2 separate regions of the Homo sapiens genome follow, and region 2 is linked to region 1. Evidence: chromatin loops called from intact Hi-C (ENCODE). Cell type or tissue: A673. All regions are shown on one strand. Links, peaks and the distances in the headings refer to the core of each region. The heading gives the core; the rest is flanking DNA.

Evidence for each region. Hi-C counts contacts between places; a loop is a spot of excess contacts. Peaks named below come from ENCODE experiments on the same cell type or tissue, not always from the same donor. Only the 100,000 strongest peaks of a DNase experiment are listed, where the experiment ranks them.
Region 2: it touches region 1 in a loop (5-fold over the local background); 4 of 110 quality-filtered maps call a loop at or near these places.

What each region holds. Positions count from the first base shown.
Region 1 is chr5:16,885,095-16,896,397 of GRCh38, reverse strand. All of the region lies in intron 1 of MYO10 (myosin X), which reads left to right. Among named protein-coding and RNA genes, the nearest start is that of MYO10, 46 kb to the left of the region's middle. In A673, for the core only: no CTCF peak of the experiment used is centred there; DNase peaks (open chromatin) are centred at 5,067, 6,187, 6,637 and 7,487; H3K4me3 peaks cover 711 bases; H3K27ac peaks cover 6,934 bases.
Region 2 is chr5:16,793,235-16,804,523 of GRCh38, reverse strand. MYO10 (myosin X) reads left to right here. Exons shown (of 41, transcript NM_012334.3): 4 at 9,691-9,878. Among named protein-coding and RNA genes, the nearest start is that of MYO10, 140 kb to the left of the region's middle. RefSeq lists enhancers at 9,243-9,770, 9,771-10,298. In A673, for the core only: no CTCF peak of the experiment used is centred there; a DNase peak (open chromatin) is centred at 7,703; H3K27ac peaks cover 1,033 bases.

The sequences.
Region 1 (11,303 bases), core at 2,247-10,246:
TCTCCAACTCCTGACCTCCGTTGATCCACCCACCTAGGCCTCCCAAAGTGCTGGGATTACAGGCATGAGCCACCGTGCCTGGCCAAGACCATTTCTTTAAATATAGAGATAAGGTCTCACAGTATTGTCCAGGCTGGTCTTGAATTCCTGGGTTTAAGCAATCCTCCCACCCCTGCCTCCCAAACTGCTGGGATTACAGGCTTGAGCCATATCACCTAAACACCTGAGAGCTTATTGGGAGCTTGCCTGGCTACTGCTGATTGTGCCTTCTGAGTCCTGAGATTACTCTGCTTGTAGTTTCCTTCCTTCCATGAGGCTTAAGAAGGAGAGAAGGACTCCATTTTTCAGAGAGCAGAAGCGAGGCCAGGAGTGTTGAGGCGGAGAGGGCAGGAGCTGGGGCTGTCGTCTGCAGTCCGGTTGAGGAGCAGCATGCTGGCTTCCCAGGGGAGCTCCTGCCCTGCTCCTCCCTGCCCCCGCCCTGCTGTGCGGCAGGGCCCCCCTTGCATTAAGGCTTTACCACTGGGGGTTTTGCAAGTTTATTGCACGCATGTCCTTGCTTCTAGCCAGGAGTTTGGCTTTTTACCAGGTGGCAGAGTGTGTGTGTGTGTGTGTGTGTGTGTGTGTGTGTGTGTGTGTGTGTGTGTTGTGGTGTTGGGGAGGGGGCGGCTTACATCATGGCCAGAGTATTTGGGAAGGATGGATGGGGTGGGAGGGAGATGGATGGATGGGGATGCTGGAATCCACCCCTAGGAAATTCCTTTGGGTGTCTCAGTGTCCTGCTGGGGAAGGAGCTCTTGTTGGGTTGAGCCTGTTGGGTGTTCTTACCATTGGTCCTCAGGAGGTGAGAGGCTTCCTGGGAACGAGATAGGGGAAGCAGAGGGCCTTTGTTCTGGTCTAGATGGGGCGTGTCATCCAGGGGTAGTGGAGAAGCTGATGAGGAGCCAGTAGGAACTAGGAGGAACTTTCCTTCCTTGGCTTCGGGCCTCAGAGCCTCCGGTGAGCTGCCTCACCAGGACATGGCTGTATTTGATGGACAGACCTCAGACGTCAGCCTCCTGGGCTCGGCCCATTCTCCATTCACTGCAGCAGGGTCTTCACTGCAGCCCCCCTGCCACTGCTTTGTCCCACCCCTTGATTCCCCTGAGGGAGATCTTGGGAATTTCCAAATTTTGAGTGACTGAAGGCCTTTCAAACTGAGAAAGAATTAAAAATGGATCCTTCAAAATGACTTGTCTACTGTGTGGTTCTTTTAAAACATAATTTGAAAAGAGTATACTGCATTGTAAAACAGTAATTTTGCCCACATTTTATTGGTAAGGGTGGAGGTGATTTTAGTCCTTAGTGGTTTGTAGAGCTTGGCGGGTTAGTCTGAGACTGTTTTTTCTTGTGCTGGACAAAGGTGAATGTCTTCATTGTTTCATTGTGTAGAGCTGTTAATAGTTTATGGAGGGTGATTAAGTAGCGCTGCATAAGCCAATTTACAGTGTGTCTTAGTCTACACTGGCACTTGGCTAATTTGCAGAAAATTGGACCTTTCAACATGGGGCTTCCTCCCTCTACTCCGTGGGGGCTTCTCCTATTCATCCCTCAGCAGTCTGGCTTCCCCTCCAACACCGCAGGCTCCAGTCCTCTGTGTATCCCCACATTAGTCCTCCTGGTGTCAAGTTTCAATGATCTGTTTGCACTTCATCCCCATTGGACTGCAGGCATCTGGGAATGAGGCGTGTCCCTTACTAATCTTTGCGCTGGATCTCTGGCACAGTATCTGTGTTGTTAAATGCGTCAGTGGCCACCTCTGCTTTCCATGAAGCATTTCTGATTATCCACTCACCTTCTTTCTCAGAGTTAGCCTCTTTAATCCCCACAGTTCCTGGGAGGTAGATTGTATTTGCTTTTCCTCTACATTCGATGAGGAAATGAAGGCCCGTGGAGGTTCATTTGTCCAAGGCCACATGGCTAAGATGTGGTAAAGCCAGGGTTCCTGTCCAGGCGGTTTGGCCCCCTGGATAGAGCCATTATCAAAAACCACTATCCTTCGGTCTAGCCAGGAAAAAAAACTTCAGACAGCCCACAGAGGAGGGATGTTTCACAGAATACCTGACCAGCATTTCTCAAAACCGTCAAGGCTATCAAAGAAGGAGCATGACGATTACATCCAATGTCCCAGAAGGGGTCCTGGGACGGAAAAAGGACATTAGGTGGAAACTGGAGAACTCTGAATGAAGTGTGGCATTGAGTTCATGGTAAGGTGCCAGTGTCGGTTCCTTAGTGTGATAAATGTCCACATTATGTAAGATATAAGAACAGGAACCAGAGTGAGAGGTGTACAGGGACTCCCTGTATTATCTTTGCAACTTGTCTGGAAAATCTAAAACTATTCTAAAATGAAAAGTTTACTTAACAACTTAATGACAATGCCACCACTAAGCCCACTGCACTCCACTGCCTGGCTGGCTTGTCACACACTCTGGGTACCCTCACTCCTCGCTGCCTGGTGCCCACCCACTGCTGGGGAGAGGCTGTGTCCTCGGAGAAGAGTCCCCTCCAATTTCAGCACGTAACAGTGACGGAGGGATATAACTAGGGCTAGTCACAGGGCCATCAGAAGTGCTGCCCCCACTTATTTATTTATTTATTTATGTTTTTAGCAGTGTAGTCTGTTCCAAAGTCTCTGTTGAACCCAACAGGAGGTGTAATATGGAGAGAAATGAAAATGAATTTTGCTGTAGGAGGGAAATAATTTTCTTTTTTTTTTTTTTTTTTTGAGACAGAGTCTCACTCCCTCACCCAGGCTGGAGTGTGGTGGCACGATCTCAGCTCACCGCAACCTCTGCCTCCCGAGTTCAAGCGATTCTCCCACCTCAGCCTGCTGAGTAGCTGGGACTACAGGCATGCACCACCACACCTGGCTAATTTTTGTATTCTTAGTAGAGATGGAGTCTTGCCATGTTGGCCAGGCTGGTCTCAAACTCCTGATCTCAGGTGATCTGCCTGCTCAGCCTCTCAAAAGTGCTGGGATTACAGGCGTGAGCCATGGTGCCCAGCAGGAGAGAAATAATTTTCTATAGACAAAATCTTAGTGTCAAGAGGACCAAAGAGGCATTTATGTCATTTAAATGTTTCTCATCCTCTTCAGCCTCCTTATCGCTTTTCTGTTGGGGGTAGCTTGTAATTGTAAGTTCTTTTTTTTTTTTTTTTTTTGAGACAGAGTCTCACTGTGTCACCCAGGCTGGAGTGCAGTGGCGCAATCTCGGCTCACTGCAAACTCCGCCTCCCAGGTTCAAGCCATTCTCCTGCCTCAGCCTCCCGAGTAGCTGGGACTACAGGCGCCCGCCACCACGCCCGGCTAATTTTTTTTGTATTTTTAGTAGAGATGGGGCTTCACCGTGTTAGCCAGGATGGTCTTGATCTCCTGACCTCGTGATCTGCCCGCCTCGGCCTCCCAAAGTGGTGGGATTACAGGTGTGAGCCACCGTGCCTGGCCTGTAAGTTCTTTTTCAATGTTTTGTGTCTGGAAAGTAGCTGGGCTGGTAATGTTGTTGGTTTGGAGAAACTGTGGTGCGTTGGTTGAACGAGGCCTGTGCATTCTTTGGTTCTGTAGCAAGGCCTTGAGAGGAGAGTTAAATTAAAGCAATATGAGGGCTGAAAGCCATCTGGATGTGACCCAGTAAGGTGCCAGCAGCAAGACCCCAAATACAGGTACTGCTTTGTTGGGTTGAAGACCTATGGCATCTTTTGTTTGTTTGTTTGTGTTTGAGATAGGCTCTCGCTCTGTCACCCAGGCTGGAGTGCAGTGGCGCAGTCTTGGCTCACTGTAACTTCCGCCTCCTTGGTTCAGGAGACTCTCTCACCTCAACCTTCCAAGTAGCTTGGACTATAGGCGCATGCCACCATGCCCAGCTAATTTTTGAATTTTTTTGTAGTGACGGGGGTCTCACCATGTTGCCCAGGCTGATCCTGAACTCCTGAGTTCAAGTGACCTGCCTTCCTTAGCCTCCCACAATGCTGGGATTACAGTCGTGAGCCACCGTGCCCGGCAACCCCATGGCTTGAAGCATTTTGGTTAGCCGTCTCATGTGATCTTTTTGTGTTATGTATCAGATAAGCTAGGTGTCAACTCATTTTGTGCAGAGAGATCTCAAGTAATGAATAACTGTGCTGAGCTATGGGTAGAAGAGCTGGAGCTTGAGTCCCTGTCTTCTAGGGGAGCACCCAGTGCCATTTCTGTAACCTCATACTGAAACCTTCCAGCAGCCCTGCCTCTCTCTCTTGGTAGCATGGTTTCTGTAGATGCATTTACCATTCAACGGAGCAATAAGTCTGGCCCTGTTCTAGGTGCTGAGGATTCCACAGCAAGTAAAATCCATTTCTGCCTCCCATAATACAAATGATATAAATATGATGTAAATACTAGTCAAAGCACTGAAATAACTTGTTTTGGTGTTCTAGAGAAAGTATATAAAAATTAGAGACATTTGTACAGGTCTCGCTTGTGAACTGCTTTCTAGATGTTTTCTGAAACCTGTAACATTTGTGTGTGATGAAAATGAGAGCTGATATTCCTTTACTTGCAAATAATGGAAACTCCACAAAAACTAGTGCAAACTGAAAAGAGGACCTTCTTGCATATGTAATAAGGAGGGTCAAGAATGAAGATGGTGGTTGGGATAACGGATTCCAGGGAGTGAATGAGGTCAGGTGTGAGTCTACCTATTTGTCTGCATAGTTGTCTCTCCCTCCCTGTCTCTTTTAATTTGTGATATAATTCACACATCATGACATTCACCCATTTAAAGTATATAATTCAGTGGTTTTTAGTATCTTCACAAGATTGTACAACCATCATCACTATCTAATTTTATCACATTTTCCTACTCCAGAAAACCCCCCACAAAACTCCGTACCTGTTAGCAGCCACTCTCCATTCTCCCCTCCTCCCAGCCCCGGGCAACCACCAGTGAGCTTTCTTTTCTCCTCTCCCCTCCGCCTGCCCCTCCTTCCTCCTTCCTCTCTCTCTCCTTCCTTCCTTCCTTCCTTCCTTCCTTCCTTCCTTCCTTCCTTCCTTCCTTCCTTCCTTTTCTCTTCTCCTTTTCTCTCTCTTTCAAGACGGAGTCTCACTCTGTCATCCAGGCTGGAGTGCAATGGCACAATCTTGACTTCCTGCAACCTCTGCCTCCTGAGTTCAAGAGTTCAAGCAATTCTCCTGCCTCAGCCTCAAGTAGCTGGGATTACAGGCACCTGCTACCGCGCCTGGCTAATTTTCTAATGTTATGTTTTAGTGGAGACTGGGTTTCACCACGTTAGTCAGGCCGGTCTCTAACACCTGACCTCATGTGATCCGCCTGTATCGGCCTCCCAAAGTACTGGGATTACAGATGTGAGCCACCGTGCCTGACCAACTTTCTGTCTCTATGGATTTAACTTCTTCATATAAATGGAGTCATACAACATGTGGTCCTTTGTGACTGCCTTCTTCTACTTAGCATAGTGTTTTCTAGGCTCATCCATGTTATAGCATGTATCAGTTCTCTGTTCATTTTTATTTTATTTTATTTTTTGAGACAGAGTCTTGCTCTGCCGCCCAGGCTGGAATGCAGTGGCATGATCTTGGCTCCCTGCAACCTCTGCTTCTCGGGTTCAAGTGATTCTCCTGTCTCAGCCTCCAGAGTAGCTGGGGTTACAGGCATGTGCCACCACACCTGGCTAATTTTTGTATTTTTAGTGGAGATAGGGTTTCTCCGTGTTGGCCAGGCTGGTCTCGAACTCCTGACCTCAGGTGATCTGCCTGCCCCGGCCTCCCAAAGTTCTGGGATTACAAGCGTGAGCCACCACGTCAACCTTATAGTTGAATAATATTCCATTGTATGAATAGACCACATTAAAAAAAAATCCATTCACTAGTTGATGAACATGAGGGTTGTTTCTGCTTTCAGGCTATTGCACATAATGCTGCTATGAACATTTGTGTACAAGTTTTCGTGTGGACATATGTTTTCACGTCTCTGGGGTATTTACCTAGCAGTGGAATTTCTGGGTCATATGGTTAACTCTATATTTTACTTTTTGAGGAACTGCCAAACTGTTTTCCACAGCAGCTGCATCATTTCACATTCTTAGCAGCAGTGCACGAGGGTTCTAGTTTCTCCACATTCTTGCCAACACATTATGTGTCATTTTGATTGGACTAGGTTATCTTTTATGTACCTTTTAATCCAGGAAGTATGATTTTGTGAAAAAAAATTTGTTTTCGATATGTGATAGAAATCTGCAAAGGAATTAATTAATATGTATGAAACAGAAATGACAAATGGCTGTTTTAAGTTTATTTTCTTCCCACTGTGTTCTTGGGTCGTTCATTTTTATGAAGTAACAACAAACTCCTGTTCTGAGCATACTTGTGTATTTTTTCTGAAAACAGATGGTAGCCAGAACACAACTGGGATTCCATTAAGAAAATCTTATCAGTTTGTTTATTTGTAGGCATTTCTCTCCCCCTCTCCCCACAAAAATGATTCTTATCAAGAGGAGGAAAGGACAATAAACTGGGAAATGGGAGGTAAGGATGTCTGGTATCAGATTTCACGCAGAGTGCAAACATCTTGTGCTGGTCTTTTATTGCCCTTTCTGTCCTGTACCTCCTACTGCTTCCACCAAGAGGAGTGGAATGCAGTTCTTAAACCAGCTGTTTTGTTTTGTGTGCTTTAAAAACAGGATTTCCCACTAGTTTTTGAGAGTTCTTAGTGGGACAGTTTTATACATTTTATAAAATCTGTGTCTCCTAGCTCCATTTACTTACTTGTCTTTCTTGGCTTGTTCTGCTGTTTTCTTTCTTTCTTTCCTTCCTTTCCTTCCTTTCGTCCGCCCTTCCTTCCTTCCTTCCTTCCTTCCTTCCTTCCTTCCTTCCTTCCTTCCTTCCTTCTTTCTTTTCTTCCCTTCCCCTTCCTTCTTTCCTTTCCTTTCCTTCCTTCTTTCTGTCAGTCTTTCTGTCTTTCTTGATGGAGTCTTGCTGTGTTGCCCAGGCTGGAGTATAGTGGCGTGATCTCGGCTCACCGCAACCTCCGCCTCCTGGGTTCAAGCAATTCTCCTGCCTCAGCCTCCCGACTGCCTGGGATTACAGGCACCCACCACCATGCTTAGCTAATTTTTGTATTTTTAATAGAGATGGGGTTTCACCATGTTGGCCAGGCTGATTTTTTTTTTTTTTTTTTAAATTTTTTTAAATTTTGAGGCAGGGTCTTGCCCTGTCACCCAGGCTGGAGTGCAGAGGCACAATCACACCTCACTGCAACCTCCGCCTCTTGGGCTTAAGCCATCCTCCCACCTCAGCCTGCTGAGTAGTTGGGACTACAGGCATGTGCCACCATGCCCAGCTAATTTTTATGTTTTTTGCAGAAACAGGGTTTTGCCATATTGCCCAGGCTAGTCTCAAACTTCTGAGCTCAAACGATCCTCCCACCTCAGCCTCTCAAAAGTGCTGGGATTCCAGGCATGAGTCACCATTGCCTGGCCTGGCCTATTGTTTATATTATGTAATTATTCCCTATGGAACAGAGAGAACAGATAGGAAGGGCATTAGAGTGGGCATAGTTTACCTCTGTGCTTTTTAGAGCCAGAACTATTTTATTTAATTCAAATTTTACTTTTTTTTTTTAAGAGATGGGGGTCTTGGCTTATCTTGTTCAGGCTGGAGTGCAGTAGCACGATCAGAGCTCACTGTATCCTCGAACATCTGGGCTCAAGGGATCCTCCTGCCTTAGCCTCCCAACTATGGGAGTATCTCTGGCTATTTTTTTTTTCCTTTTGAGACGGAGTCTCGCTCTTGTTGTTCAGGCTGGAGTGCAGTGGCGCAATTTCGGCTCACCACAACCTCTCCCTCCTGGGTTCAAGTAGTTCTCCTGCCTCAGCCTCCTGAGTAGCTGGGATTACAGGCATGCACCACCACACCCAGCTAATTTTGTATTTTTAGTAGAGATGGGGTTTCTCCATGTTTGTCAGGCTGGTCTTGAGTAATTTTTTAATTAAAAAAAATGTTGTAGAGATGAAGTCTCACCATCTTGCCTAGGGTGGTCTTGAACTCTGAGGCTCAAGTAATCCTCCCACCTTGGACTCCCAAAGTGTTGAGATTACAGGTGTGAGTCACTATGCCCAGCCTAGAGCTAGAATTATTTTACATGCCGTCCACTCTTTCCTAGTGCCTGGTATATGATTGGGGAGGGGGTGTTAGGAGATATTTGGTGGAAGGATGGACTTGTGGAAGTATGAGGGATGGAAGAATGGGTGAGTGGGTGGAACGATTTACAGATGGATGAATTATTTTAGGCATGTTGGCTGATTCTTTAGGTCCACTTTCTAATAAACATATATGTGTTGGCTACATAATGATGGTTAACTAATAGATGGAAAAATTTGACTTTTATTTGTTGTATCGTCACATTCCTACAATGTTTGAGGTACTCTCAGCAATTTGGAGATGTCTCATTTCTTTTAGTGTTAAAAATTGTTTCTGGGACTATTTCTGGTCACTGTAGTTTAAAAGATTAACTGAAAAGGTGTTTTAAGGAATTGTGAGGAAGGTGGGGGAAATCAGATTATAAAACTCAGGACTGAGGCCAGACATGGTGGCTCACGTCTGTAATCCCAGCACTTTGGGAGGCTGAGGTGGGTGGATCACCTGAGGTCAGTCGTTTGATACCAGCCTGGCCAACATGGTGAAACCCAGTCTCTACTAAAAATACAAAAATTAGCCCAGTGTGGTGGTGCGCACCTGTAGCCCCAGCTACTTGGGAGGCTGAGGTAGGAGAATCACTTGAACCCAGAAGGCAGAGATTTCAGTAAGCCGAGATCATGCCACTGCATTCCAGCCTGGGCGGCGGAGCTAGACTCCATCTAAAAATAATAATAATAATAAAACTCAGGACTCAATCAGTTGGCAAGTTGGAACCCATAACTATGGGAATAAACTCTTTACAGAATCACACATTTATAATTGAGGCATCCTGCCATTTAGCATAGTTCATTTTGGTTTTGATTTTGATTGGAAGTGTGGGATGGCGGTGAATCTTTGTATCTTTTCCTTTGGAACATTGACCAAAGATTAGTGTATTGTTGGTGATACCTTTTACCGCTTTCTTTTCCTCTCCACCTCTTACTATCGTAAACTTTTCATGTTATCCTCTGGATGAAAGCTGCTATTCCTAGTGGTGACAGAGTTTGACACTGTGGGCAGGATAAGGGGAAGGAATGTGGGTGCTATTCGATCCTTCCCATCCGGTGCACTAGAGAGCTGGGAAGGACCAAAAACATGGGACAAATTGGTCTGTGAACTTTATGGTAATGAGCACAGGCAGGCCTCAGTTTACAACCCTACTGTGTTTTTTTTAGGTGTGTTTATTAGTATTTGGAACACTGTGGTCTTCAGTGGCAATAGTGTTTTTTTGTTTTTGCTTTGTTTTTTTTTTTTTTTTTGGAGATGGAGTCTCGCTCTGGCACCCATGCTGGAGTGCAGTGGCACGATCTTGGCTCACTGGAACCTCTGCCTCCCTGGTTCAAGCGATTCTCATGCTTCAGACTCCCAAGTAGCTGAGATTACAAGCCCGTGCCACCACATCCAGCTAATTTTGGTATTTTTAGTAGAGGCGGGGTTTCACCATGTTGACCAGGATGGTGTCAAACTCCTGATCTCAAGTGATCCGCCTTCCTCAGCCTCCCAGAGTGCTGGGATTACAGTCAGGAGCCACTGTGCCCAGCCGCAGTAGTGTTACAAATGATCTTTTAGCCCATAGGCAAGCTTGAGAAATGATGATGACGATGATGATGTAGCTGAAAGCTATAAATAGCTGAAATATATTCCTTCAAAAAATGTAGAGCATTTCAGCAATAGGCCAGTCTGGGGAGTTACCCAACACTTCTGGCAGCGCCTTTGAGAAGAAATTATGTCGGAATTCTGAAGCACAATGTCAGGAACACATTTTCCCCTGGGATTAGCTCTCTGATGGGCACGGGACAGTTGTTCTTGCGGTTGCCTATATAGAGAACAAACGTCTATAATTGTTCTCCAGCCCAAAGAAAAATATTACAAACTCGGGACTCTCAAACCACACATTTCCAACTTTATCAACTATGTGCTCACCAAGTTTCTCTCTTGAGACTCACTTTATTACTTTTCCTTCCTCTGTAGTTGGTCAGGGTGGAGCTTTGACTTGCCATCTCCTTCAGCTCCGCATCCTTTGACCTGAGCCTAAAAACCGCCTGTGTTCCTTTCAGGGCCTACATGGCCGTGGCTGAACTGAAGCTTTCCTCTGTAGAATTGGATGCAGTTCTTCAGAAATGATTGCCAGCTTCGGGTTTAAAACCCTGTAGTCTCAAGACAAGGAATTGAGTCAGAGGGACTCATTTAGCTGTCGTGGGTGCCCTACTCTGTTTGAGTACTCTATGGCAAGGACCTATGAAGGCCACCGACTGCTATGGGGGATGCCTGGGTGTCCAGGGATGCTTGGGGACTGGCTGCTACCACTTCAGGTCCCCTGCTGAGGGTGGCTGTCTCTGCAGGGGAGAAGTCTTAGATTTCACCTTCCCCTTCATTTCTGAATCTTAGGGTTGTGCCCCAGCTCACAGTGCTCCCTCATCCTTGTGGCTCGCGTTAGCGCTGCATTTGTCATACTCATTTTATACCTGTGATGATGCCACCACCCCCCAACCCCCGCCGTTTTTTTTTGTTGTTTTTGTTGAGACAGAGTCTTGCCCTGTTGCCTGGGCTGGAGTGCAGTGGTATGATCTTGGCTCACTGCAACCTCTGTCCTCCGGGTTCAAGTGATTCTCCTGCCCAGCCTCCCAAGTAGCTGGGATTACAGGCACCCACCACTGCGCCCAGCTAATTTTTTGCATTTTTAGTAGAGACGGAGTTTCATCATGTTGGCCAGGCTGGTCTTGAACTCCTGACCTCAGGTGATCCGCCTGCCTTGGCCTCCCAAAGTGCAGGGATTACAGGCATGAGCCACTGTGCCCGGCCGATGAGCACCTTGCTTTGCTCTTCTCTCCATTCTTATCTGCACATGGCTAAGTTTTCTGACAAGCTTTGCACTGGGGTTTGCAAGCATTTGGGAGTTGAGACAGCATCTGAGGTTAAAGAGCACAGTGGACAGGCTGTGTCTGCATGGTTCCAATAATCTGCATTAAAAGTCGGCTCTCCCTTAAAAAAAAAAAAAAGCAGAGTGGACAGAGAGGAGGAAGAGTGTTCTTCTAGCACCACTGCCCACCTGTCGGCCTCTGCTCCTCTTTTCCTTATGTTTGTCAAAGGATTTGAA
Region 2 (11,289 bases), core at 3,290-11,289, 93 kb after region 1:
CCTGTTTTAGCAGGTTCAGAAGTGCCATTTGTCATGTGCATGGACACAAACAGTAAAAACCCAGTAGTAAGTGAAGTCCTTCTGTGAGCTGAAGCCCTTCCCCCACTCCCTTTGGTGACCTGTTACGAAAATACTTCATTAGGGCTTGGGCTGCTGTATCACCTTTTGGTGATTGGATTAAGGGGGTAAAGACCCCGAGGGAAATCTCAGAGGAAGGAGCCTTTGTGGAAGTTAGTCAATGCAAGGTGAGGCCCTGAGCAGACCAGGACAGCACAGATGAAGGGAGTGGGTGGGTCGCCCTGGAGTTAATGAAAAGTGGAACACACGGGACAAGGAGACGTCAGCCATGGTGATGAGGTGATGAGGTGATGAGGCTGACAGAGCCCTGTGGGTGGATGGGTGATGGAGAAGGCATTCGCTGTAGATCCACAGTGTGGCACATTCTCAAAAATCCAGGGTTCCTGCCTTCACTCTGACTCACGGGCTCCGTGACCGTAGGGACAATATCTTATTGTCCCCTTGCCGGTTCCATTACCTGTCAGAAGAGGCAGGAGCAGTGACCTCTGCTGCCCATCACAGGGTTATGGAAGAGCAAATGAGTGGGTGTGCGAATGTGTAAACAATCCTTTTGGCCATAGGTACTAAATGGAGGTAGGTAGTCTAAGGGAGGCCTTTGAATTATTAATAAGTAAGTAATATTGGGCTGTTGTCTACTGAGTAATTTTTATACAATGAGGCAAAATTTTCTATAATCTTAAGAAATCAGGTTCTTTCTTTGTACCAGCCAGACACACATTTTACATATTCTTTCCTTTTTTGCTTTTCAAGGAAGAGATTTCAGATTATTGAGTTTTGGTTCCAATTAAATCTGGTCGTTTGATGTTCCTGTTGGTTTGTGGGAGTTCATTTGCTGAATTTACCGCCAGCCACAACATAATATCTTTATTAATTATTTAAACTCTGACATTACTGTCTCCCTGAAAATATCAGTGCCTTTTGTTCTCTCTTCCTGAATAGTCTATAGCTTGTCACCAGAACATTTTTATTTAATTTGGGTTCAAATTTGAAGGTGTGTATGCTGAAACTTTTTTTTTTCTTTTGAGATAGGGTCTCACTCTGTCAGGCTGGAGTGCGGTGGCACAATCTTGGTTCAATGCAACCTCTGCCTCCTGGGCTCAGGTGATCCTCCCACCTCAGCCTCCTGAGTAGCTGAGACCACATGTGTGCACCATCATACCTGGCTAACTTTTTAATGTATTTTTTGTAGAGACAGGGTTTTGACATTAGTGCCCAGGCTGGTTAACTCCTGGACTCAAGTGATCCTCCCGCCTCGGCCTCCCAAACTGCTGGGATTACGGGCATGAGCCATCAGGCCTGGCCTTTTTTTAAATTTAATTTTTTTTTTAAATTTTTTTAAAGAGACAAGGTTTCCACTTTGTTACCAAGGCTGGAGTGCAGTGATGCAATCACGGCTCACTGAAGCCTTGACCTCCTGGGCTCAAGCCATCCTCCCACCTCAGCCTCCCTAGTGGCTGGGAATACAGGCATGTGCTACCACACATGGGTAAATTTTTTTTTTTTTTTGAGAGAGAGGATCTCACTGTGTTGCCCAGGCCGGTCTTGAACTCCTGGGCTCAAGTGATCCTCCCAAAGTGTTGGGATAACAGGCGTGAGCCACCACACCCAACCTCTAAAACTTTTTATTTAAAGTTAAGGAGCATAATGTTTCTTGTTATTTCCTCTCAAGTCTGTGCTTGTTTTTAATCTCTCTTTATACTTAGAGATTAATGTATTCTATACAACACCATAATTCCCAGCATTACTTATTTTTTTTAATTTTTCTTTCTTTCTTTTTTTTTTTTTTTTTTAGAGACAGTCTCGCTCTGTCCCCCAGGCTGGAGTGCAGTGGCGTGATCTCAGCTCACTGCAAGCTCTGCCTCCCGGGTTCATGCCAATCTCCTGCCTCAGCCTCCTGAGTAGCTGGGACTACAGGCGCCTGCCACTACGCCCGGCTAATTTTTGTATTTTTAGTAGAGACGGGGTTTCACCCTGTTAGCCAGGATGGTCTCAATCTCCTGACCTCATGATCCACCCGCCTCAGCATCCCAGAGTGTTGGGATTACAGGCATGAGCCACTGCACCCGGCTCCTATTTTTTTCTTTATTAAACTAAAAAAAAAATTTTATTTTGGTAAAATGCATGAACAAAATGTATCACAGCCGTTGTTAATGCACAGTTCGATAGCGTTAAGTATATTTACGTTACCCTGCAGCAATCTCCAGAACTCTTCTCCTCTTGCAGAACTGAATCCATACTCATTAAACAACAGCTCCCCATTTCCCCCATCTCCAGCCCCTGGCAACCACCCTTCCACTTTCTGTCAATTTGATTATTCTGGATCCTCATATAAGTGGAATTGTACATTTCCACTTTCTCTATCAATTTGAGTATTCTGGATACCTCATACAAGTGGACTCGCACAGTGTTTATCTTTTTGTGACTGTCATAATTCACTTAGCATAATGTCTTAAGGGTTCATCCATGTTGTAGCAAGGGTCTGAATTTCCATCCCTTTCAGGGCTGAATAATTCCGTTGTATGGATGTGCCACATTTTTTGTATCTGTTCATTTATTGGCAGACACATGGGTTGCTTCTACCTTTTGGCTGTTGTTTACTGAATATTTTTTATACATGGTATAAAAAGTTTGAAAAAACATCCTTGAGTTAGTGGCAATATGCAAAAAAGAATAAGAAAGTGCTTGGAGGATGTGGGTTTAAGGAAAATCTTGAAAACAGCAGATGCCGGACATGTTATGAACATATGTATCTTAGTTTTCTCTTGTTTAGAGTACGAAATATGGTCTAAACCATAGGTTTAGAAATTTTTGTAGAGTATGAATTTTTTCTTTTCAGAATATGAATCACAAAACGAGAAGGACCACAGCAGTAGCACCTACATTCTTACAGAGTCATGTTGGAATATAGCCATGTACCATTAAATGTATGATCTTAGCCAGGCATGGTGGCTCATGCCTGTAATGCCAGCACTTTGGGAGGCTGATGCAAGCAGGCCAGATGAAGCCAGGAGTTTGAGAGCAGCCTGGCTAATGTGGTGAAACCCCATTCGTCTCTACTAAAAATACAAAAATTAGCCAGGTGTGGTTGTGGGCGCCTGTAATCCCAGCTACTCGGGAGGCTGAGGCAGGAGAATTGCTTTAACCCGGGAGGCGGAGGCTGCAGTAAGCTGAGATTGCACCACTGCACGGCAGCCTGGGCAACGGAGCGAGACTCTGTCTCAAAAATAAATAAATGCATGATTGATCTTTAAAAATCAGGAGCAGCTGTTTAAGTGCTCTTTCTCTACCCAACAAGCAGAAAGGGTCCTGACCATTTTTTGAGGAATTTGGGGAGTTCAACTCATGGTTCAGTTTAAAGCTATAAAGTAGATCATGGGGCATGAAAGATCGTCACACATCTGAGGCAGGCAGCTTCTAGGGTGCACGTAACTTTTATTTATTACTTACCTTAAAAGGTGAAAGGTTTTAAACATACTGAAATACAAATCTTTTTGGAAAAGAATTTTTTTTTTTCACTTGATGTGATATATGGTGTGTAAAATGAAAAGCAAAATAAAAGCCTGGCTTGGTATCTTCTGTTACGTTAACCACGCATTCAGACGACCTTTTACCTGAAAACACTTTTCAATACCCCCTGACATAGTGGCCCTTGGAGGAAAAGCCTTTCATTCCACAGGAGATTTGGCGCTTCCTTCCAACACAGCCACGGGGGTGGCGCATGGCAAGGCTGAGAAAGAACCAGTGTAGTGAGGCCAAGCAGATTGGAGAACAGCGGAAGCTTAGGAGCCTGGGGTGGTTTCATTGTAGATTAGAAGATAGAGTCTTCCTCACTTGCTGTGGGCATCGCTTTTATGGGCGGAGAGCCTGAATGAGTCCCAGAATCCTCAAGAAAAGATGAAATCAGGTTCCTAACCTGGGTAAAGAACCCACGAGCACATGCTGTACCCTTCAGAAGCTTCTCATCAAAACGGGAACAATCAAGGCTTTCTTGCCTAAAGCAGCAACAGTCTGTTATTAATATTTATGCAGAATTTTAAAAATATATTTTTAAGTAGAGATGGGGTCTTCCTATATTGCCCAGGCTGGTCTTGAACTCCTTGGCTCAGGCAGTTCTCCCACCTTGGCCTCCAAAAGTGCTGGGATTATAGTCATGACCCACCGTAGCTGGCCGGGATTTTAAATTTATTGACAATGTGTAGTAATGAGGGACCATATTTTTTTCATGGTAACTCACTAGGCTGACTGACAGATGAAGCATGCATTTTATTGTAAGAGTCAGATACAAAGATCAATATTATTGTAGGAAAAGTGTGCAACCACCAGAGCTGTGCTGGTCATTGGCCATGATTAACATCTTCTATAACTAAACCAGCTGGATGGTTTTGGTCTTTCACTCTCGAACCGTGTGCTTTTTGAGGCCATCTGGTAAAGTGTTCTGTTTCACAGCATGCCCGATTATCTTTTCTTCTGAAAGATGGTGACTCAGAATTGATTGGTGGCAGTAGTGTGGGGTGGCAGGGACTCGGCTTAGCAGAGGAGAGTATCCCGATGCCTTTTGTGAGCTGCGTGACCATCAGCAAGGATGCCACATAATTCTGCAGAGTCTGTGGGCTGCCTCCCCAGGGAGCGTCCGCTGTTAAGAGTCCTTTCTCAGCCGGGCACAGTGGTTCATATCTGTAATCCCAGCACTTTGGGAGGCTGAGGTGGGTGGATCACCTGAGGTCAGGAGTTTGAGGCCAGCCTGGCCAAAATATATGAAATCCCGTCTCTAGTAGAAATGCAAAAATTAGGTGGGCGTAGGGGCACACACCTGTTATCCCAGCTACTTGGGAAGCTGAGACAGGAGAATCGCTTGAACACGGGAGGCGAAGGTTGCAGTGAGCCGAGATTGTGCCACTGTTCTCCAGCCTGGATGACAGAGCGAGACTCAGTCTCAAAAAAAAAAAAAAGTATTTCTCTTCTAAAGCACTGCTGATTCTGGTGGAAGAGGACCTGTGGACATTGATTTCTGGGTTGCATATGTTGTCTCTAGTTGCCACAGCTACTACATTGTCATTCTGAAACATTTAAAAACTATTTCACTGGACAAGGTGTGGTGTGAATTACTGTAAAAAGTCAAGCATGAGACCATTTTGGATGTTGCGTCTTCACCTTTGCTAACAGGCTTAATGCCACTTTGTCTTCTACCTTCATTCAAAGCCCATGTCATCCACACTGTCAGAACGAGCAGTATCTTAAAAGGATGCTCTATGGCTAGTGAGGTTCCCCAACCAGGAGGAGGAATATGGTTTAAAAAACATGATCATTCTTTTGAAGAAAGCTGTGTAAGAAGTTTTAATAATGGTTTTATAAGTAAATCAGTGCCTTAAGAAAGAAAGGCTCATCTTAGAATTTTACAGCAACCATACAAACGTGTCATGAATGGGGCATGCAAAATGATATGGGCATATCATTTTTTAAAAGGTGTGTTAATGATGGGTGAATATCCTAATAATAAATTAATTAAATTTAATAATAAGCTTAATGCCCATGACTGTGGCTTTCACCCTCTGCTTGCAACTGAGGAAGAGGATTGGTGTGTGCTCAGTTGAGCCCGCCGTGTTGATGGTTGGCAGTGTTGACTGTTGCTTGTCAGCTTCCTCTGACCTACCTGGCTGCATAAAGAGTGACAGTCCTGTCACAGTAGGGAAAAAAATAAGAATGTATTTCACAGTAAAAATGAACATTTTTGATACTTAGCAGAAAAAAGAAAATAATGTAAACAACTATCAAAAAGGTAGAAAACAAACATGGCATTTTAAACAAAGTAGTGGAAGGGGCCAGGCACTCACAGCCTCAAGTATTGTCTGCCTGCTCCCTCACCTCTGCAGATGTTAGATAGAAGGAGGCACTGGAGTGTCTGTGGTCCAGGCACTGATGGAGGATGGAGGCATCCCAAGGAGTAGGACACTTTTTTTTTTCCAACTTCCATCTTTTTTTTTCTGGCCAAATCTTCCCCATAGTGCTCCGACAGGACAAAATGGGTTTTCTAGAGAGTTGATGTTTCCAAGGACCTGAACATTTACTCATAAAAGCACCAGATCTTTTTTTTCTAATTAAGGTGAAATTCATTTAACATAAAATTAACCATTTTGAAGTGTACAACTCAGTGGCATTTAGTACATTCACAATGCTGTACAACCAACAACTCTGTTTCAGTATGCTTTCTGCTGCCAAAACAGGATACCACACACTGGGTAATTTATAAGGAGCAAAAGTTTACTTGGCTTATGGTTCTGGAGACTGGCCAGTCCAAGAGCATGGCGCTGGCATCTGGTGGGACCCTCTTGCTGTGTCATGGCCTGAGGCATCACATGATGAGAAAGCTTGAGTGTGAGACAGAGAGAATGCATGTCGAACTTACTCTTTTATTAAGAGCCCACTCTGCAATAACTAACTCACTCCTGCAATAATGGCATTAATCCATTATGAGAGCAGAGCCCCATGACATAATCAGCTCTTACCTTTGTAATCACCTTCCTAATACTGTTACAATGGCAATTAAATTTCAACACAAGTTTAGGAGGGGACAAACATTCAAACCATACAACCTGTATCTTAGTTCTACAATATTTTTATCACCTTAGGTGGAAACCCTGTACCAGTGAAGCAGTCATTCCCCTCTCCTGCCACTGTCTGCTTTTAGCAACCACCCATCTTGCTGTTTCTATGGACTTAACCTATTCTGGATATGTGAACTTTTGTGTCTGGCTTAATATGTCTCCAAGGCTCATTCACATTGTAGCATGGATCAGCACTTTATTCCTTTTTGTGGCTAAGTAATATTACATGGTGTGGGTATGCCACATCCATTCATCTGATGATGGGCCCTTGGCATTGTTTCCACCTTTGGCTGTTGTGAATGGTGCTTCTGTGAACATGTGTGTACAAGTGTTTGAGTATTTTCTTTCGCTTCTTTTTGATATGTATCTAGGAGTGGAATCGCTGGGTCATATGGTAATATCTTTTATGTTTTTAACCTTTTTTTAAATCTTTTGCTTCATATTATTTCCAAAACACATTCCAGGTTGAGTAACCCTTATCCAGAATGCTTGGGACCTGAAGTGTTTTGGACTTCTGATATTTTCTCTGATTTAGAAGTATCTGCATTATACTTACCAGTTGGGCATCCCTCATCAGAAAATCTGAAATCTGAAATGCCCCCATGAACATTTCTTTTCAGCATCATGTTGGTGCTCAAAAAGCTTCAGATTTTACAGCATTTCAGATTTTGGTTTTCGGATTAGTGATACTCAACCTGTATGGACTTATTTGCATTTGAAAAGTTATACTGAACAAAACAATACTTTGCTTGATGTTCCTGGCTGATACTATGAATATAAAATATTACAAATTGCTATAATATGGTATAGATGCTCTCAGGATGTTTGGACTTTCTGTCTAGTTTTCTTGTTTTTTGTTACCCTCCGCCAACCCCCCTGGGTGTATGCATCCCTGGTGTCTTTTTGTGTGTTCAAATTTCCTCTTCTAACAAAGACACCAGTCAGATTGGATTAGGGCCCACCCTAATGGCCTCATTTTAAGTTAGTCACTTATTTAAAGCCCCTATCTCCAAGCATAGTAACATTCTTAAGTACTTGGGATTAGGGCTTCAGCATGTGAATTTGGGGAGAAGGCATGAATCAGCCCTTAACAGCCCATAAAGCCCTAGACACACTGTACGAGCTTTGTAAAAGTTGGTTGGTGGTTAGTGGTTGATGGTGGTTGCAGGACTCTCTGCTCCCACCCCTGTCTGACTGACTTCCCTAGTTGTGTCTGAGCCTGGAAGCCAGGTAATCAGAGTTAGTATTTCCTGTAAAAGTAGAAGTGAATAGTTATGTCCACATGGAGAGGCCTAAGGCATTAAGCTTTGGTAACTCTGTAGCCTCTATTTATTTATTTATTTTCCTTCTTTCTTTCTTTCTTTTCTTTTCTTTTCTTTCTTTCTTTCTTTCTTTCTTTCTGTCTTTCTTTTCTTTCTTTTTCCTTTCTTTCCTTTCTTTTTCTTTTGTGTTGTGTTCTGTTCTTTTCTTTTTCTTCCCTTTCTTTCCTTTCTTCCTCTCTTTCCCTTTCTTTCCTTTCTTCCTCTCTTTCCCTTTCTTTCCTTCTTTCTTTTCTTCTTTCTTTCTTTCCTTCTTTCTTTCTCTCTCTCTCTCTCTCGCACGCTCGCTCTTTCTCTTTCTCGCTCTCTCTCTGTTCTTTCTTTTTTTTTTTTTTTTTGACAGAGTCTCGCTCTGTCGCCCAGGTTGGAGTGCAGTGGCGCAATCTTGGCTCACTGCAACCTCCACCTCCCAGGTTCAAGAGATTCTCCTGCCTCAGCCTCCCGAGTAGCTGGGATTACAGGTGTGTGCCACCGGGCCTGGCTAATTTTTTGTATTTTTAGTAGAGACGGGGTTTCACTCTGTTAGCCAGGGTGGTCTTGGTCTCCTGATCTTGAGATCCTCGCACCTCGGCCCCCCAAAATGCTGGGATTACAGTCGTGAGCCACTGCGCTCGGTCTGATACCTAGCATTTTCGAAATGGTCACGTTATCTTTTAAAAGCTGTAGCTAACTCTGCATAGCATAAAATTTGCCATTTTGACTATTTTGAAGTGTACAATTCAGTCATATTAGGTACATTCACAGACCTAGCACTTTGGGAGGCCAAGGAGGGAGGATCACTCAAAACCAGGAGTTCGAGACTAGCCTGGGTAACAAAGCAAGACCATGTCTCTACAAAAAAAATTAAAAATAAAAATAAATAATAATAAGGACATTCACAATGTTCTGCATCCACAAGTACCAACCACTTCCATAACTTTTTTTGAGATGGAATCTCACTCTGTCGCCCAGGCTGGAGTGCAGTAGCACTATCTCGGGTCACTGCAACCTCTGGCTCCTGGGTTCAAGTGATTCTCCTTTCCCAGCCTCCTGTGTAGGGATTACAGGCAGGCATCACCATGCCTGGCTAATTTTTGTATTTTTAGTAGAGATGGGGTTTCACCATGTTGGCCAGGCTGGCCTTGAACTCCTGACCTCAGGTGATCTGCCCGCCTCAGCCTCTGGAAGTGCTGGGATTACAGGCATGAGCCACCAGGCCCGGCCCACTTCCAGAACTTCCCCATCACCCTAAATAGAAACTCTGCACCCATTAAATTGTAAATGTCCTTCTCCCCCAACCCCTGGCTACCTCTCTTCTCCTTTCTGTCCCGTCACTTTTTAACCATGCTGTTTCACAGTAGCCATTTAATGAGACAGGAGACTGGACCTGGCCAGTCCTTTGCCCATGGGAAGGGATTAAGATTGGTGAGGTCAGCGGGGAGCAGGGATCTGGGCCTGGGGAGCAGGGACTGGGCCTGGGCCGCCTCACCATCTTCCTTCTCTTGTTTCCCTTTCACTGCCATCCCTCTTTGAAATGGCTTCATTCATTTGTCCAGAATATCAAGATTTGGTACCCAGAAAGGCAGGGACAGTGTGCACCCGGGAGACAGAAGACGTCTTTCCCCCTGGCGCACACTCGGTGGGTTTTGTTGGAGCTCATCCAGTGGCCTGGGTTAGAAGTGACGCATCCCTGTCTCACTCTGTGCTTGCAGACCTACATCGGCTCCATCCTGGCCTCCGTGAACCCCTACCAGCCCATCGCCGGGCTGTACGAGCCTGCCACCATGGAGCAGTACAGCCGGCGCCACCTGGGCGAGCTGCCCCCGCACATCTTCGCCATCGCCAACGAGTGCTACCGCTGCCTGTGGAAGCGCCACGACAACCAGTGCATCCTCATCAGGTAACGGGGCTCACAGCCAGTCGGACTTTCCCATGGCCCAGGAGTCCCTCCGCGCACCCCCAACCCCAGCCTCCTTAGGGCATTAACCAGAGGAAGCTTTTACAACCGCCTGAGTTTCTCCGACAGAGTTTTCTGTTTTGAATGGCATGGTAACTTCAGCTTTCAGAAGGAGCTTACTTAGCAAAGCAGATGGACCATGTTGCTTGGCTCTTGTCCTCAGAATAATTATTCCATTCTGTTCCTTTTTTTTTTTTTTTTTTTTAAAGCAACATTTATTTGCCTTAATTATTCTTTGATTTATTTCAATGATGAGGCATGGTCCTTCTATCTGTTTAAGGAAATCTTGCATAGTTCTTTCAAATTTAAATGTTTTATATAGCCTACAGTGCTACTCACAAGGCTTATGTATGTGAACAAGGTTTCTTTTTTCTCTACTGCAATAAAATAACTCTAGATAGAATCTCCCAAATTTAGGAATTTTTAATAATAGGGTGCTCTTAAAGTTAATTAGCCACAGAAGAGGGGCTTACTGTGTGTATGTTAAGGGCATGTTTATTTCAATATTTTTTTTTAGTGGGTGAGAAGGCACTTGGCATGTCTATTTTAGCTGAGTCGTACTCGCTTTTACAAAGAAACTATTAGGAGCCCCAATATCAGCTCCTTTATTACTAGAAACTGTCTAAAAAAGTAGTAGAATTTCTTTTTTTTTTTTTTGAGTTGGAGTTTCGCTCTTGTTGCCCAGGCTGGAGTGCAATGGTGCGATCTCAGCTCACTGCAACCTCCGCCTCCTGGGTTCAAGTGATTCTCCTGCCTCAGCCTCCCGAGTAGCTGGGATTACAGGCATGCGTCGCCACCACCCCAGCTAATTTTGCATTTTTAGTAGAGACGGAGTTTCTCTGTGTTGGTCAGGCTGGTCTTAAACTCCCGACCTCAGGTGATCCGCCTGCCTCAGCATCCCAAAGTGCTGGGATTACAGGCGTGAGCCACCGCTCCCGGCGAGTATTTTTAAAATAAATATTTATTGGCTGGGCACAATGGCTCACACTTGTACTCCCAGCACTTTAGGAGGCCAAGGAGGGTGGTTCACTTGAGTTCAGGAGTTGGAGACCAGCCTGGCCAACATGATGAAACCCCATTTCTACTAAAAATGCAAAATCAGCCAGGCGCGGTGGCTCATGCCTATAGTTCCAGCTACTTGCGAGGCTGAGATGGGAGGATCACTTTAACCCGGAGGTGGAGGTTGCAGTGAGCTGAGATCACACCACTGCACTCCAGCCTGGGTGACAGAGTGAGACTCCTTCTCAATAAATAAATAAATAAAATTTCTTAATTTTTATTATTAACATTCAAATTGACCTCATCACATGTATGCTATTGACATCCTGTTGGAGTTTGTTAATTATTTCTATTG